Regions from separate parts of the Homo sapiens genome. Here region 1 is linked to region 2. Evidence: chromatin loops called from intact Hi-C (ENCODE). Cell type or tissue: heart right ventricle. All regions are shown on one strand. Each heading gives the region's core, and the rest is flanking DNA. Links, peaks and the distances in the headings are about the cores only.

Region 1 (9,568 bases), core at 1,155-9,154, 100 kb after region 2:
TTAGAGTAAAATGTCCTCATTGGAAAGAATCTGGTAATTATGGCAGACTGCAAAGAAAACAAAAGAGATAACCACTTGACATTTTTGCCAGAGTGATGACAGCAAGCTGGTGGAATAGGAGACTCCAGTCCTCATACTTCCATAGAAACATCAATTTTGACAACCATCCATGGACAAGAAGAGTACCTCAAGTAGGAAACCAGGAGTCCAGTGAAGCAATTATAGAACTCTGTTTAAGCCAAAAAAAAAAAAAAAAAGAAAGAAAGAAAGAAAAGAAAAAACAACTAAGACTAGATGCGTTGATGAAGGTAAGAACACAGTGGCTCGTGCCTCTAATCCCAGCACTTTAGGAGGCTGAGGCAGGCGGATCACCTGAGGTCAGGAGTTTGAGACCAGCCTGGCCAACATGGTGAAACCCCGTCTCTACTAAAAATACAAAAAATTAGCCGGGCGTGGTGGCACACCCCTGTAATCCCAGCTACCTGAGAGGCTGAGGCAGGAGAATAGCTTGAACCTGGGAGGCGGAGGTTGCAGTGAGCCGAGATCACACCACTGCACTCCAGCCTGGGTGACAGAGTGAGACTCTGCCAAAAAAAAAAAAAAAAAAATTACCTGGTCATGGTGGCAGGTGCCTGTAGTCCCAGCTACTCCAGAGGTTGAGGCAAGAGAATCACCTGAACCCAGGAGGCGGAGGTTGCAGTGAGCTGAGACTGCAGCACTGCACTCCAGCCTGGGCAACAAGAGCGAGACTCCACCTAAAAAAAAGAAAAAGAGGAAGAACAGTTTCACTTAACCCACATCACCCTACTCCCAAGGCAGCATGGCTCAGTGCCCAAGTCCACAGTTTCTTCGATGGGGGATAGTGAGAGTGAAGTGAGTGTCCAGCTTCCCCAGCCTCACAGGTTGTTACCCAAGAGGCTCACTTCTGCCTCACCCCACCCAGATCACAGAAGATCACACAGCTAAAAGTCTTGGGGGAGGTAGGAGCAACCACAAAGTCTCAAAAACCAGCTGTAGACCCTATTAATTGGTTTGAGACTCCACCAGGAGTCTGAAAACCATGAAAACCCTGTAGGATGCCTCATCTTCAACACCTTCAATTGGATGACTCACACCCTCAGCACTCTGCATGTGCCCCTGAAATGGCACATGCAAAAGTCCTCAGATGGCATTTATGCGTTCCTGAGACAGAGCACCTGAGCCTCCACAGATAGTGAGTGCAAGCCACCACAGAGGACACATGCAAATCCCCACAGACAGCACATAGATATCAGCAGCTATCTCAACTTTGCAGGGTTGAGAGAAGGTGCACAATCTTGAACACTTCAAGGCACTTTCCTGGAGAAAATTAAGAGGAGGCCCTCCACACCTGGCCTGACTTTACAGGATTGAGAGTAGGCACACAATCCTAAGCCTTACCCCCACAAGGGGGAACAAGAGAGTGGGGCAGGTGAATCCATAGAAAAGGCCTGAAAGACGTCAAACTCTTGATTGTCTGGTGAATGTCTTTCTCTTCCAAAGCCAGTTAGTAGAGACTGGAAGAGGAGACTGCTTTTTCAAAGACAGAAATGCAACACTTCAAGGAACAAGAAGAATTAAGAAAACATGACACCACCAAAGGAACAAAATAAAGCTCCTGTGGCTGATCCCAAAGAAATTGAGACCTATGAATTGCCTGATAAATAATTCAAAATAAGTGACTTAAGCTCACTGAGGTACAGGAGAACACAGACAACTAAACAAAATCAGGAGAACAATACAAGAACAAAATGAGAAATTCAACCAAAAGATAGAAATCATAAAAAAGAACTAAACAGAAATTCTGGAGCTGTAGAATATGATGAATGAACTGAAAAATTCAATAGAGAGCTTCAACAGGGGACTCAAGCAGAAGAAAGAAGCAGTGGACTCAAAGACAGATCATTTGAAATTATCCAATCAGAGCAACAATAAGAAGAAAGGATGAAAAAGGCCTGTGTAACTTATGGGACAACATGAAACAAAACAACATTTGCATTATGAGTTGATGTTCTAGCACATTCAAAGTGCTGAAACAACAAAAACAACTGCTAACCAAGAATATTCTACATAGGAAATCTATTTTTAAGAAAGGAAGGAGAGATACTTTTCCAGCTGAGGGAGTTCATTACTACTTACAAGAAGTACTAAAGAAAGTTCTTCAGGTTGAAATGAAAGGATATCAGCCAGCACTGGAAAGAAGAAGAAGAAGAGAGAAGGAAGAAGGAGAGGGAGAGGGAGGAAGGAAGAAGGAAAAGAAGAAGAAGGAGGAGGAATGAAAGGACACTAAACATAAGAAACATATGAAAGTATAAAACTTGCTAGCAAAGGTAAATGTATAGTCAGATTCAGAATAGTCTAATTCTGTAATGGTAGTATGTAAATTGCTTTTACCACCAGTGTAAAAGTTTAAAGACAAAAGTATTAAAAATGACTATAGCTGCAATAATTTACTAATGAATGCACATTATAAAAATGTAAACAGTAATATTAATAATATTAAATGTAGGGGAGAAGAAGTTAAAGTTTTTGTATGTGATCAAAGTTAAGTTTTTATCAGGTTAAAATAGTCTATTATAACAATAGAATGTTTTCTGTAATCCCATGGTAATCACAAAGAAAAAATTCTGTAGGAGATACACAAAATACAAAGAGAAAGGAATCAAAACAAAATACTATAAAAAATTATTAAATCACAAAGGAAGACAACAATAGAGAAAAGAGCAAATGAATTGCAAAACAGAAAACAACTAGATGGCAATAGTAAGTCCTTACCTATCAATAATTACCTTACATATAAATGACTTAATTTCACCAATCAAAAGACAGAATAGCTGAATGACTAAAAAACAAGATCCTGCTATATGCTGCCTACAGGAGACTCACTTTAGCTTTAAGACACACACAGGCTGAAAGTAAAGGGGTGGAAAAGGCTATTGCACTCAAATGGAAGCCAAAAGAGAGCAGAGGTAGCTATACTTATATTAGGCACAAAGGACTTTAAGTCAAAACCTGTCACAATAGTCAAAGAAGGTCATCATATAATGAATGATAAAAGGGTCAGTTCACTAAGAAGGTATTACAATTGTGAGTATACATACACCCAACTTTGGAACACCTAAATATACAAAGCAAATAACAATAGAACTGAAAGGACAAACAGACAGCAATATAATAGTAATAGAAGACTCCAATATGCTACATTCAATCTTGGATAGATATCCAGACAGAAAATCAATAAACAAACAGCATTCAATGAAATACTAGCAAGCTGAATTCAATAGCACATTAAAAGGATTATACACTATGATCAAGTGGAATTTATCCCTGGGATGCAAGGACAGTTTGACATATACAAAACAATAAGTGAAGTACACCACATTAACAAACAAAGGATAAAAAATATATGATCATTTTAATATATGCAGAAAAAACATCTGACAAAATTCAATATCCTTTCATGATTAAAAACTCTCAACAAATGAGTTATAGAGGAATGTACCTCAACATAATAAAAGTCATATATGACAGCCCACATCTAACATCATATTCAACAAAGAAAATCTGAAAACTGTTCCTTTAAGGACAGGAACAGCACGTTGTGCACATGTACCCTAAAACTTAAAGTATAATAATAATAATAAAAAGAAAGAACAGGAACAACACAAGTGTGCCCACTCTCACCACTTCTATTCAAAATAGTACTGGAAGTGTTTGCCAAAGCAATTAGGCAAGAAGAATAGATAAAAGAAATTCAAAAAGAAAGATGTTAAATTGTATGTTTGCAGATTATATGATCTTATATATAGAAAACCCTAAATACTGTTAGAACTAATACACATCTTCATTAAAGTTGCAGGATAAAAAATCAACATATAAAATACAGTTGCATTTCTATGCACCAACAACAAACTACCCAGAGAAGAAATTAATAAAATGGTCTCATTTACAATAGCATCAAAAAAATAAAATACTTAGGAATAAATTAACCAAGGAGGTGAAAGATCTGTACCCTGAAAACTAGAAAACATTGATGAAAAAAATTGAAGAAGATACAAATAAATGAAAAGATATACCATATACATGGATTAGAAGAATTAATATTGTTAAATTGTCCATACTCCAAAACAGTCTGCTGATTCAATGAAGTTCCTATAAAATTCCAATGGCATTTTTCACAGAAATAGAAAAAACAATCCTAAAGTTCATATGGAACCACCAAAGACCCCAAATTGCCAAAGCAATTTTGAGAAAGAAGAACAAAGCTGGAGGAATCACACTCTTTGATTTCAGACTATATTACAAAACTATGGTAATCAAAGAAATATGGTACAGGCACACAAACAGACAATGACAAATAAAACACAATAGGAAGCCCAAAAATACACCCATGCATTTATAGTCAACTAATCTTTCACAAGGACACCAAGAATACACAATGGGGGAAAAGGATAGACTCTTCAATAAATGTTGCAGGGAAAACTGGATATCCACCTGCAAAAGAATAAAACTGGATCCCACTCTTAAACCATATACAAAAATTAACTCAAAATGCATTAAAGACTTAAACATAAGATCTGAAAATGTAAAACTCTTAGAAGAAAATATAAGAGAAAAGCTCCTTGACATGGGGCATAGCTAAAACTTTTGGATATGACACCAAAAGCACAGGCAACAAAAGCAAAAACAAACCAAGTGGGACTCCATCAACCTAAAAAGCTTCTGCATAGTAAAGGAAACAATCAACAAACTGAAAAGGCAACCTATGGGATGGAAGAATATATTTGCAAACCACATATCTGATAAAAGGTTAATACTCAAAATATATAAGGAACTCACACAACTCAATAGCAAAACAAAAACAACAACAATAAAAACACAAATAACCCGATTAGAAATGGACCAAGGACCTGAATAGACATTTTTCCAAAGAAGACATATAAATGGCCAACAGGTATATAAAAAAGGTGCTCACTAATCATCAGAGAAATGCAAGACAAAGCCACAATGAGATATCATCTCACACCTGTCAGGATGGTCATTACAAGTTGAGCATCCCTACTCTAAAAATCCAAAACCTGAAATGCTTCAAAACCTGAAAGTTTTTGAGCATTAACATGTCACCACAAGTGGAAAATTCTACATCTAACCTCATATGATTGGCCATAATGAAAATGCAGGCACACAACACACAGTTCATTCAGCATCCCCAATGGGGAAGCCACCCCCATCCCCCTTCAGCTGTGACATGTCTTTTCTGTACATGTCCAGATTTTCGCATGTAAGCACATCCACCAAGGGTTATAAAATGGCATAACCCATTTAAAAACCCATTTTTAAAATGGTGTGGAGGCCAGATGCACCAATTTCAGGTTCTCCACAATGCCCCACATGGGGCCAATACCTATGTGCATTACTTACTGTGGTATTTCTTTTGGCTTATTCTCTGCTCTGTGGTGTAAAGATATTATTGAAAATGTCAGAAAGGCCTACAGATACTCCTGTGGGCAACACAGGAGAGAAAAAGAGGACACAGTTATGTTTATCTATAGCACAGAAAATCAAGCTATTGGAGAAGCTGGACAGCAGTGTAAGTATGAAATGTCTTACAGAAGAGTATGGTGTTGGAATGACCACCACATATGACCTGAAGAAACAGAAGGATAAACTGTTGAAGTTCTATGCTGAAAGCAATGAACAGAAGTTAATAAAAAAAAAAACAAAAATAGAAAAACAGGCTGGGTGCAGTGGCTCATGCCTACAATCCCAGCACTTTGGGAGGCTAGGGCAGGCAGATTACAAGAGCTCAGGAGTTCAAGACCAGCCTGGACCACATGGCAAAACCCCATCTCTACAAAAAAAAATTTAAAAATCAGTCAGGCATGGTGGCTCATTCCTGTAATCCCAGCAGTTTGGGAGGCCAAGGCGGGTGGATCACTAGAGCTCAGGAGTTCGAGACCAGCCTGGCCAACATGGTGAAACCCCATCTCTACTAAAAACACAAAAATAAGCTGGGTGTGGTGGCATGTGCCTATAATCCTAGCTACTCGGGAGGCTGAGGCACGCAAATCACTTGAACCTGGGAGGTGAAAGTTGCATTGAGCCAAGATTGCACCACCGCACTCCAGCCCGGGCGACAGAGCGAGACTCTGTCTGAAAAACAAAGAAACAAAAAACCAAAAAATTAGCTGGGTGTGGTAACGCGTGTCTGTAGTCCCAGCTACTCAGGAGGCTGAAGTGGTAGGATCGCCTGGGCTGGAGAGGTGGAGGTTGCAGTGAGCTGAGATTAAGCTACTGCATTCCAGCCTGGATGACATAGACACTGTCTCAAAACAAAAAAAAACCAACAATAACAAAAAGAAAAACAGTGCATAAAGTTAATAATGAAGATCTCGATCATGTATTGAAAGAATGGGTTCAAAAGTGTTGCAGTAAATACTGGTTGCTGATCATGAAACAAGCAAAGATCTATCACAGTGAACTGAAAATTGAAGGGAACTATGAATGTTCAACAGGCTGGTTTCAGAAATTTAGGAAAAGACAGCATTAAATTTTTAAAGATTTGTGGTGATAAAGCATCTGCTGATCATGAAGTAGCAGAGAAATTCATTGACAAGTTTGCCCGAGTCATCACTAACAAAAATCTGACACCAGAACTAGTCTATAATGCTGATGAAATATCACTGTTTTGGCATTATTTCCCCAGAAAGACACCGACTACACTTGATGAGACAGGAATTAAGGATGCCAGTGATAGGCCGGGCACAGTGGCTCATGCCTGTAATCCCAGCGCTTTGGGAGGCCAAGGCAGGCAGATCACCTGAGGTCAGGAGTTTGAGAACAGCCTGGCCGACATGGTGAAACTGCATCTCTACTAAAAATACAAAAAAAAAAAAAAAAAAGTAGGACGTGGTGGCGCATGCTACTGGGGAGGCTGAGGCACGAGAATCGCTGGAAGCTGGGTGGCAGAGGTTGGCAGTGAACCAGAATTGCGCCATTGCACTCCAGCCTGGGCAACAGAGCGAGACTCCGTCTTAAAAAAAAAAAAAAAAAAAAAAAGATGCCAAGGATAGAGTAACCCTGCTGGGATGTGTTAATGTAGCAAGCATCTATAAGTATAAACTTGCTGTGATTGGCAAGAGCTTGCATCCTCACTGTTATCAAGGAGGAGATCTCTTACCAGTCTACTATTATGCTAACAAAAAGGCACAGATCATCAGGGACACCTTTTATGATTGGTTTCACAAACATTTTGTACCAGTGGCTAGTACTCACTGCAGGGAAGCTGGAATGCGTGATGATGTAAGACTTTGTTATTCCTTGATTACTGTTCTGCTCATTCTCCAGCTGAAATTCTCACAAAAAATAATGTTTATGCCATGTACTTTCCCCCAGATGTGACTACATTAATTCAATGTGACTAGGGTATCCTTAGGTCAATGAAGAGTAGATGTAAAATCACTTTATTGAACAGAATGCTAGCAGCAGTGAACAGAGGCATGAGTGCAGAAGGTTTTCAAAAGGAGGTGACATGAAGGACGCCACATATACTGTTGCCAGCGCTTAGAACACAGTGACTAAAGACATAGTTGTGCATGCCTGGTGCGACCTCTGACCTTTGACTATGTTCAGTGATGATGATGAACAAGGTGGTGACTTTGGAGAATTGTGTATCAAGTGAGAAAGAACTGGTGTCAAGTGAGAACAAAATGATATATGGCTTTCTTTCATATGCAAAAAATATACCTTCAGAGTCTGCCAGTAAGTTAGAAGAAGTAGATAGCAAAGGGCTTTTTGACATTGATAATAAGGCTCCAGTTGTTTACTCATTGGCTGATGATGAAATAGACACATGGCTCCAAACCAAAGTGATCATGATAATAGTGGCAATGAAGATGACATTGTTAACATTTTTTGCAGAAAAAATGTCTATAGATGGCATGGTGAAAATGTGTGATGGGCTTATTGAAGGACTAAAGCAGCATACATTCACAACAGAACAAGAAATCGTGTTCATTTATAAAATCAAAAAGACACTTCTAAGACAAAATCTGTTGTTGGCTGGGTGTGGCGGCTCATGCCTCTAATCCCAGAACTTTGGGAGGCCAAAGCAGGAGGATCGCTTGAGCCAGGAGTTCGAGACAGGCCTGGGCAACATGCTGAGACTCTGTCTCTACAAAAATAAGAAATAAATTAAAAAAATTAGCAGGGCATGGTGTTGTGTGCCTGTAATCTCAGCTACTTGGGAGGCTGAGGCGGGAGGATTGCTTGAGCCCACGAGGTCAAGGCTGCATGGAGCCATGTTCCCACTACTGCCTTTCAACCTGGGCGACACAGTAGCAAGACCCTGTCTCAAAAAAAAAAATGGTAAGTCATATTTTTTACTGTTAAGTACTTATCTGTGAATAAATGTAAAAAAATGATTGTTTAATTAGTAGCATATACATTCAGATTCAGGCATGATGATGATGCCAAACAACCACAGATTATCCACATTGGTGGCAGAGATCGTGACACTTTTGCTTTCTGATGTTTCAGTGTACACAAACTTTGTTTCATGCACAAAATTATTTAAAACATTGTATAAAATTACCTTCAGGCTATATGTATAAGGTATATATAAAACATAAATGAATTGTGTGTTTAGACTTGGGTTCCATTCCCAAGATACCTCATTACATATATGCAAATATTCCAAGCTTTTAAAAAAAATCCAAAATGCGCGGCCGGGCATGGTGGCTCACACCTGTAATCCCAGCGCTTTGGGAGGCCAGGGCAGGTGGATCACGAAGTCAGGAGTTCAAGACTAGCCTGGCCAACATGGTGAAACCCCGTCTCTACTAAAAATACAAAAATTAGCCAGGCATGGTGGTGGGTGCCTGTAATCCCAGCTACTTGGGAGGCTGAGGCAGATAATTGCTTGAACCTGGGAGGTGGAGTTTGCAGTGAGCCAAGATCGTACCACTGCACTCCAGCCTGGGCAACAGAGTGAGACTCTATCTCAAAAAAAAAAAAAAAAAAAAAAAAATCCCTTCAGATAAGGGACACTCAACTTGTATTAAAAAAAAAAAAGTGTTGGTGAGGGTGTGGAGAAAAGGGAACGCTTATGTACACTGTTGGTGGGGATATAAGTTGGTATGGCCATTATGGAAAATAGTATGAAAGTTTCTCAAAAAATTAAAATAGAAGTACCATATAATCCAGCAATCCCACTTCTAGGTGCTTGTCCAGAGGAATTGAAATCAAGGTCTTGAAAAGTTACTTGCACTCCTATTTTCATTGCAGCATTATTCAAAATAGCAACGATATGAAAATAACCTAAATGTCCATCAACAATGAATGAATAAGGCCATGCGCGGTGGTTCACTCCTGTAATCCCAGCACTTTGGGAGGCCGAGGCCAGTGGATCACTTAAAGTCAGGAGTTCGAGACCAGCCTAGCCAACATGGTGAAATCCCATCTCTACTAAAAATAAAAAATTAGCTGGGCATGGTGGTGGACGCCTATAATCCTAGCTACTCAGGAGGCTGAGGCAGGAGAATCACTTGAA
Region 2 (9,568 bases), core at 791-8,790:
AAGACATACATGCAGCCAACAAGCGTATGAGAAAAGGCTCAACATCACTAATCATCAGGGAAATGCAAATCAAAAACACAATAAGATACCATCTCACAGCAGTCAGAATGACTATTATTAAAAAGTCAAAAATAACAAATGCTGGCAAGGCTACAAAGAAAAGGGAACATTTATACACTGTTGGTGGGAATGTAAGTTAGTGCAACCACTGTGGCAAGCAGCTTGGAGATTTCTCAAAGAACTTAAAACAGAACTATGATTCAACCCAGCAATCCCATTACTGGGCAAAGGAAAATATCCAAAGGAAAATAAATCATTCTACCAAAAAGACACATGCACTTGTATTTTCATCACAGCCTATTCACAATAGCAAAGATGTGGAATCAGTCTAGGTGCCCATTAACAGTGGACTGGATAAAGAAAATGTGGTACATATACATCATGGAATACTATGCAGCCATAAAAAAGAATGAAATCAGGTCCTTTACATCAACATGGATGGAGTTGGAGGCTATTATCCTAAGTGAATTAATGCAGGAACAGAAAACCAAATACCACCACATGTTCTCATTTATAAGTGGGGGCTAAACACTGGGTCCACATGGATATAAAGATGGGAACAATAGACGCTGGACACTACTGGTGGGGGAGAGAGTTGAGACGAAAGGGCTGAAAAACTACCTATTGGGTACTATGCTCACTACCTGGGTGATGGGATCATTCATACCCCAAACCTGTGTTATGCAATATACCCATGTAACAAACCTGCACATGTATGTACCCCCAAATCTACAATAAAAGTTGAAATTATTTAAAAAAAAAATTCTGCCAGGCACAGTGGCGCATGCCTGTAATCCCAGCACTTTGGGAGGCCAAGGCGGGTGGATCACCTGAGGTCAGGAGTTTGAGGCCAGCTTGGCCAACATGGCGAAACCCTATCCCTACTAAAAATGCAAAATTAGCCAGGCGTGGTGGCACATGCCTGTAATCCCAGCTCGGGAGGCTGAGGCAGGAGAATTGCTTGAACCCGGGAGGCGGAGGTTGCAGTGAGCCGAGATGGTGCCACTGTACTGCAGCCTGGGCAACAAGAACGAAATTCTGTCTCAAAAAAAAAAAAAAATTCACTAAACAATGTTGTAAATAGATGTGCGCTTTATTATTCCATCTGTAGTACACAGGCAGAGTCGATTAAGCACAGTTCTTAAGGGCCCTAGGATTTCCAGAATGGTAAATGAGCATTGGCCTCAATTTAAAATCACCAGCGGGCAGGGCGCGGTGGCTCACGCCTGTAATCCCAGCACTTTGGGAGGCCGAGGTGGGTGGATCATCTGAGGTCAGGAGTTCGAGACCAGCCTGACTAACATCATGAAACCCTGTCTCTACTAAAAATACAAAAATTAGCCAGGCATAGTGGCGGGCACCTGTAATCCCAGCTACTCAGGAGGCTGAAGCAGGAGAATGGCTTGAACCCGGAGGCAGAGGTTGCAGTGAGCCAATTGTGCCATTGCACTCCAGCCAGGGCGACAGAGCGAGACTCCGTCTGAAAAAAAAAAAGAAAAAAAAATCACCAGCAACATTAGCTCATAACAAGAGAGTCAGCCTGTGAAGCTGTAGTGCAGGCATTGACTTCTCCTCTCTAGCCATGAAAGTCTTAGGTGGCATCTTCTTCTGATAGAAGGCTGTTTTGTCTACATTGAAAATCTGTTGTTTACTGTAGCCACTTTCATCAATGATCTCAGCTAGACTGCCAGATAACTTGCTGTAGCTTCTACATCAGCCCTTGCTGCTTCACTTGCACTTTTATGTTACAGAGACTTCTCTCTTCAAACTTCATGAACCAACCTCTTACAGCTTCAAACTTTTCTTGTGCAGCTTCTTCACCTCCCTCAGCCTTCATAAAAGAGAATTAGGGCTTTGCTCTGGATTAGGCTTTGGCTTAAGGGAATGTTGTGGCTGGTTTGATCTTCTGTCCAGACCGTTAAAACTTTCTCCATATCGGCAATAAGGGTGCTTTGCTTTTTTCTTTTAATTTTTTTTTTTTTTTTTTTTTTTTGAGACGGAGTCTCACTCTGTCACCCAGGGTGGAGTGCAGTGGCGTGATCTCGGCTCACTGCAACCTCCGCCTCCCTGGTTCAAGCAATTCTCCTGCCTCAGCCTCTTGAGTAGCTGGGATTACAGGCCCCCACCACCATGCCCAGCTAATTTTTGTATTTTTAGTAGACATGGGGTTTCACCACGTTGGCCAAAAAAGCCAGGCTGGTCTCGAACTCTTGACCTCAGGCGATCCACCCGCCTCAGCCTCCCACTTTCTTATTATTCATGCATTTTCAGGAGTAGCACTTTTAATTATCTTCAAAAATTTTCCTTTGCCTGAGGAGAAGGAGAGAGACAGGGGAATGGCTGGTCAGTGGAGCAATCAGAACACATACAACATTTATTGATTAAATTTGCTGTATTAAATGGACATGGTTTTGGTGCCCCAAAACAATTACAATAGTAACATCAAAGAACACTGATCACAGATCACCATAACTATTATTATCATATAATAATAATGCGGAAGTTAGAAATATTGTGAGAATTACCAAAATGTGACCCAGAGACACAAAGCGAGCACACGCTGTTGGAAAAATGGTGCCGACAGACTTTTATGATGCAGGGTTGCCACAAACCTTCAATTTCTAAAAAACGCAATATCGGTGAAGTGTAACTAAAAGAAGTATGCTTGTATTGATTTTAATCATACGACATTCCAGAAAAGGCAAAACTACGGAGAGAGTAAATCGATAAGTGGTTGCCAGGAGTTGAGGGGGACGGGGGAACAAATAGGTAGAGAACAGGGGAATTTGAGGGCAGGGAAACTACTCTGTATGGTACTATAATGGTGGATACATGTCCTTATGTTTGTCCAGATGCATAGAACGCACAATACCAGGAGTGAACACTAATGTAAACTATGGACTCTAGGCGTAATGATGTGTCAGTGTGGGCTCATCAATTATAATAAATGTGCCATGCAGGCAGGGGATGTTAAAAGACTTTTTGAAAGGCAATTTGAAATGCCCACTCTCATCAACCTGTTACTTAAGTTTCTTGGGTTTTATCCTAGATAAATACTTACACCTGTATACACTGACATACATATGAAGATGTTTACTCCAGCATTGTTTATAATAGCAAAAAAAAAGATAAATAATGTAAATATTCATGGAGCTGACTATGTAGACTAAGATTCTATGGATTCACAGAATATAATCCTATTTATGAACAACATTTTAAAATCAAAATTGAAATATATTTACGTGTACGTATATATACAAGATATATAGAAAAATTATCAGAAAGGATAAACCAAACTATTAATAGTAGTCACATCTTGGAAAGGGTGTGGAATTGGGAATAGAGATAGGAAGGAAGTACTTTCAATATTTATGCTCCCTACTTAGATATTTTTTAAAACTTGGGGAATATATTTCTTGTATAAATAATTCAAAATTGCACAAGTGTTTGAAATTATACCCTTATTATGAAAGCAATACATGTTTATTTTAGAAAATTTAGAAAATTCAGAGATGAAAATATGAAAATAAACATTAGCCTGTAACCCAGAAATAGCCACTATTAGCATTTTGATGTACAGATGGTCCCTGACTTATAACAGCTGGACTTTTGATATTTCACCTTTACGATGGTGCAAAAGTAATACCCATTCAGTAGAAACCATAGTTCGAATTTTGAATTTGGACCTCTCCCCAGGATAGGGATATGTAGTATGATACTCTCTCGTGATGCTGGGCAGCGGCAGGGAAAGTGAACAACCAACACACCCACTCTAGCTTTCACTTTCAGTACTGTATTCAGTAAATTGCATGAGATATTCAGCACTTTATTAGAACATAGGCTTTGTATTAGATGATTTTGCCCAACAATAGGCTAATGTCAATGTTCTGAGCATGTTTAAGGTAGGATAAGGCTAAGCTATGATGTTCATAAATCGAGGAGTATCTGTATAGCCTACCAATTTTTCTCCACATCTTTGCATTTTAAAAATAAAAATAGTGGCCAGGAGCGGTGGCTCATGCGTGTAATATCCCAGCACTTTGGGAGGCAGAGGTGGGTGGATCACTTGAGGTCATGAGTTCAAGACCAGCCTGGCCAACATGGTGAAACCCCATCTCTACTTAAAATGCAAAAATTAGCTGGGCATGGTGGCGGGCACCTGTAATCCCAGCTACTCGGGAGGCTGAGGCAGGAGAATCGCTTGAACCTGGGAGGAAGAGGTTGCAGTGAGCCATGATCGCACCACTACCTGGGTGGCAAAGCAAGACTCCATCTCAAAAATAAATAAATAAATAAATAAATAAAATTTAAAAAAATAAAAATAGGCCAGGCGCAGTGGCTCATGCCTGTAATCCCAGTACTTTGGGAGGCCGAGGTGGGCAGATCACGAGGTCAGGAGACCCAGACCATCCCGGCTAACACAGTGAAACCCTGTCTCTACTAAAAATACAAAAAATTAGCCGGGCATGGTGGCGGGTGCCTGTAGTCCCAGCTACTCGGGAGGCTGAGGCAGGAGAATGGCGTGAACCCAGGAGGCTGAGCTTGCAGTGAGCCGAGATTGTGCCACTGCACTCCAGCCTGGGCGACAGAGCAAGACTCTGTCTCAAAAAAAAAAAAAAAAAAAAGTATTATATATTATGACCATTTTCCCTAGCACATTTGATTATGAGTAAAGTTTGAATTAGGGATATTAACTCATTGACCATGTATTTCAAATATACATAACAGAATATTTGTGTACACCATCCTTTTAAAAGGGATATAGATATTTCATTTGTTCAATAGGTTCGAGGGATATAATTGTGAGTGTAAGTACAGTGTATATAACCAATCCCTTGTTGAGGTACTTTTAGTTTTTTCCCAATATTTCACTGTTAGAATCAGTGTTGAAATATCTCCATAACTAAATTCTTACTATGATTGTTTCCTGAGACTAGACTCCTAAATTGCTGGAATTGTTATTGCTGGATCAGAGGTAATGTGCATTTTCTAGGCTTTTGATATATCTTTCCAAAAGCCCTTCGGAGAACTAGTATCTAATACCCACTGGCAGTGCATGAGAGTGCCAGTTTCCCAGTGCCCTGACCAATATTAGATATTATGATTTTTTAAAGTTTGAATTTGATAAGTAAAACCTGGCATTTTGCTTTTATTTCTATTTATCAATTCTTAGATTCTAAATAAAGTTTAAATGAGGGATATTAACCCTTTGACAAATGTTTCAAATATATGTAAACTTTTTAGCCCCCAAACCATAAACTGAGATTACATTTGATTGTCTTTAGAGGTCTCAGTTGCTTAGTTGCTTAGTCATGCTATTAAGCATATAGTTTATATTTTGTGTGTGTGTCTGAAAAGCATCACGCTACATACCAAAAATAACAGTACGATTTTGGCTTGTGATAGACTCTCATATTTCCTTACAGAAAAATAAATTTATTTTCAATCAACTAATGATGTTTTAAAAATTAAAATGTTTTCTGGAAAACTCCATTCTTTGGGAGAAAGCTTTCTTTATTCAAGATTAAAATCTGCTTTAGAGTTTTATGTGGATTAAGTTTTAAATTAACATAGAAGAATAACAATATGAATCAATTTGATCAAAGAAAAAGTGTCACTAATTATTTAAACAAGACACTTACAACGGGGATTTAAAGGCAAAGAAGCGGATTTCCCTTGCATGTGGATCAAATCAGAAGTATCCCATAATTGACTCTTTACAAGACCCTGCTTTAGTGTAATGGACTAGATATTAAAGCTCTAAGTATTTAAAGCTAGTTTCCGTCTTTCTCTAAATGGAGGCCCGCCACTAAGAGCTATTTTACAAGTCTGACACATTAGTTGCATCACGAGGAAAGACCCTGGTTCTGCTCCTATGGTCCGGAATTTCAAGTGCTTTCAATAGTTAAATGGTGTGAAATGGGTAACATTGAACCTGTGAGAAGCAACGAGCGTCTTAAAAAATAAATTCCAGATGGGAAGGGATATAGATACTGTAATGGTTCTTTTCAATGAATTAATTCCAAAAAGAGCTCATACATTTTTTGAATTTTTAGCCAACTTATCTGTGAATAACTTTGGGGGAAAAATAGGAATTTTCCCCTTCCATTATTTAACATTGTCTGGGACGAAGGGGGTTTTGTAAACTTTTACTGTCAGATCAAACATGGTAGTAGAAGAAGAGGAGTCAGATACTGAATGTTTTATAACTTTCTTACGGCAGTATAGTCTAAAGGGTCAGGTCAAGACAACGGATCTTCCTTAAAGTGCTATATTACACTAAATAACCTTTTCATATTTTAGCATTCCCACTACAAAATGGAGTTCTGGTACCTACCACTATATAGTACATCATTCAGGGAGACATAATGCGTTTTAACATACCCAAATGTTTTGATTTCACAGCATCTTTAGTAGTTCACATACAAGATAACTCCAAAAAAGCGTTACAGTGTATTGAAAAGGGCTTTATTGTTTGACTAGATGTGGACTCAAGTCCCAGATCTGCCACTTAGGAAAAGTGTGACCTGAATCAGATTACTAAATCTCTCAGGGCCTCAGTTTCCTCATTTATAAAACAAGGATAGTAGTCATATCTTTAGGAATATTAAGAGGATTACACAATTCAATGTCTGAAAAGTCCTTGGCAGAAGGCTAAGTTGTAAGCCCTCAAAGATCATAGTTATTATTATTCATAGTGAATGCTTGTTGAATTAAGTTTCTTGTAATTTTTCTTCCCCATAATCAAAATATAGTACTGGACTAACACTGGCCATTCTTTCTTCTGTATGGAATACAGACTATTGAAAAATACATGTCTGCTTCTACCATTCAATATAACACATGGAATAGAGCCAAAGCGATACCCGCAGAGTGGGCCTCTGAAATTCTAGCTTCATATCTTCCCAGCACAACTGCACCAACCAGCAGCTCCCAGGCACTACCACGTCCCATTAGGGTGAGAGTCACATCAGCCCATAGGAAGGGGGACTCACTCTGCAACTTGCCAGTGCTCCATTTGGCAGTAACTTCTCGTAAGTAGAAGGTGCTGGAAGAGACAGAATGGCAATCTGGCACTGACTCTAGTTAAAGTTCTCCGTGTTTTCATTACCAACTCCATTTTTATGGTTTAGGCCTTGGCTATAGTAAACTCCAGATTGAATAGATGCCTCAAATATACATCTGAGACCAGCATTTCGCCTTAAATAGCAGTCAAGTTGCCTGCAGATGCATTGTTTTTTGAAATGGAGCATAGAAAGCGTTTTAAAAAAAAATGTCAGGCGTCAAGGAGCCTCACAAATCATTTTTATGTGGCTTCCTGGACCTTTGTTTTTAGCAAATCCCTCAACGGGGGATTGACTCATTTGTGTATTTCTTCAAAGGAAGGATTTTGCAGGTAGCTCTTCATGAGGCCTGCTGCCTTCTAGGATTTGGGAGAAAGAGTTTTAAAAGAGCAGATATGTTTATTTTTGAGAGGTCATTGTTTGGTACCTGCTGCCATTAGCTTGGTGACTAAAGTGCTGGCAATCTCTGGGGTAAACGGATCTGTGTACTCCTGTAACTCAGCACCACAGGTCTGAGATCCCAGGGCCGAGCTGGAGGCCAAACTGTGGTGTTTCAGGATCTCATTAGCACAATTAATAAATAGACTTGATTGTATGCTAACCTAAGAACTGATTGGGTCTTATTTTGTAAATAGAAATTCTATCATAGGATGTCTGTTTTTGAAAGCAAAACCACTTAAACATTATAAAATTGTTTTTTGTCCCTTTGTGTTGTGCTTTTGAAATGAAAATAAATATGTAATTTTGATGGCGTGTGCCTCTAACTAAGTTAAAACATAAGCAAATCTACTTAGCCAAAAAACCAAATTTATTCTTATTTTATTAGGCAGGTGGTGTACATATTAGATGATTTCCCTCTCGGGTTTTACATTTATTTCATGTGTTTTTCTCCAAAGAACAGGAGTTATTCTGTCAAAAGTGGGGAGGTGAAACCTCGGTTAAGGGGATACTGCAAATTCTACGCTTTCAGCAGAAGTAATTTATAGTTTCATAATATTCCAGAGTTTCTCTTTGTCTTTTACATGACAATTTATGACCAAGGTATTTTCATGTTTCCCTTACTCCTTGCTACAAGACTGAACAAATAAACTGTGGGCATACAGGGCCTGTTTCTCCATGCTATTTTCCAGATATGGTTATTTCTTTTTTCTTCCCTTGACCCCACGTGACATAAGCTAAATTCTGCACTGCATTATTTTAATCCAGAAGGCAGATACTGTGAAACTTAACTGGTGAGAATGAGTTTTTGTGTTATTTTGTCTGAAACTATGCCTTAAAGTAATCCAACTGATGAAAAAAATCAATATTCTGATTAAAAAACAATAGAAGAAAAAGGTTTGGCTGCCCAGAGAAGATATATATCCTTGAGACGCCTAAAAAAATATTTTTCAGACATTTGCCCTTGGGTTTAAAAAACATTATGTCATAAAAAATGTGTAAAAAATAGTGTGGCAAACACCTCTCTACCCACAGCCTAACTTAAGAAATTAAACATTAGCAATAAAATTGAAGCTCTCTGTGTGTCGCCTTCCCTAGCTGTAGCCTCCTTCCAATCCGCTAGATGAGGGAATCTAGCATTTTATCATTTCCAGGCACTTTTGTATATTTTACTATATATGTATTGTATCTTTAAACAATATATAGTATTAATATCCATTTTTAAACACCTTATAGAAACGTAATCTGTGTGTATGCCTATGAAAATTGCTTTTTTTCTGTCAACATTTTGTGTCTTACAGCAATCCACATAGATACCTGGAGCTCTCACTAATTTTCACTCCTCTATGTTCTTGTATTGCATGGTTATACCACCATCTACTTTTGAATTTCCTGTGAACGGACATTTAGCCTACCTATTATTTTTTACGATTATTAACGTTGCTAGTGTGAACATTCTTGTGCATATCTTTTTTGTGCACATGAACGAGAACTTCTCTAGAACATATCCGCAAACTGGAACTGGTGAGTCGTGGCATGAATGCATAATCGCTTCTTCTATTTATTATCAATTTATTTTCCAAAATCATTGAGTCAAATGACATTCCCACCAGCAGGGTCTGTTTCATTATCTTCCCAACACTTAGCATTAAAAGACTTTTTAATTTTTGTTAATCTGATGGATGTGAAATATCTCATTTCTCTGCCTATTTAGTGAGGTTTAATATCTATTTATTTACCACCCATGCATATTTCAGCTTCTGTGAAATATAATTTTCTATCTTTCATCCCTTTTTGAGGGATTATTTGTCTTTTTCATAAAGATTTGTAGAAATTCTTTGTGTATCCTGGGCACTTATCCTTTGTGGGTTCTCTAGATTTCAAATATCTTTTTCTAGCCTGTGTCTTGTCTTTCATTTTTTCTATGGTAGGTCATTTGATAAACTTAAGTTTTAACTTCCAAAATAGTCAAATTCACCAATCTTTTCCTTTTTAGTTTATGATTT

What was found. Peaks named below come from ENCODE experiments on the same cell type or tissue, not always from the same donor. Only the 100,000 strongest peaks of a DNase experiment are listed, where the experiment ranks them.
Region 1: it touches region 2 in a loop (2.5-fold over the local background); 5 of 110 quality-filtered maps call a loop at or near these places.

The regions. Positions count from the first base shown.
Region 1 is chr17:61,429,830-61,439,397 of GRCh38, reverse strand. No RefSeq gene overlaps it. Among named protein-coding and RNA genes, the nearest start is that of TBX4, 18 kb to the left of the region's middle. In heart right ventricle, for the core only: no CTCF peak of the experiment used is centred there; no DNase peak of the experiment used is centred there.
Region 2 is chr17:61,530,875-61,540,442 of GRCh38, reverse strand. No RefSeq gene overlaps it. Among named protein-coding and RNA genes, the nearest start is that of NACA2, 56 kb to the left of the region's middle. In heart right ventricle, for the core only: no CTCF peak of the experiment used is centred there; no DNase peak of the experiment used is centred there; H3K27me3 peaks cover 446 bases.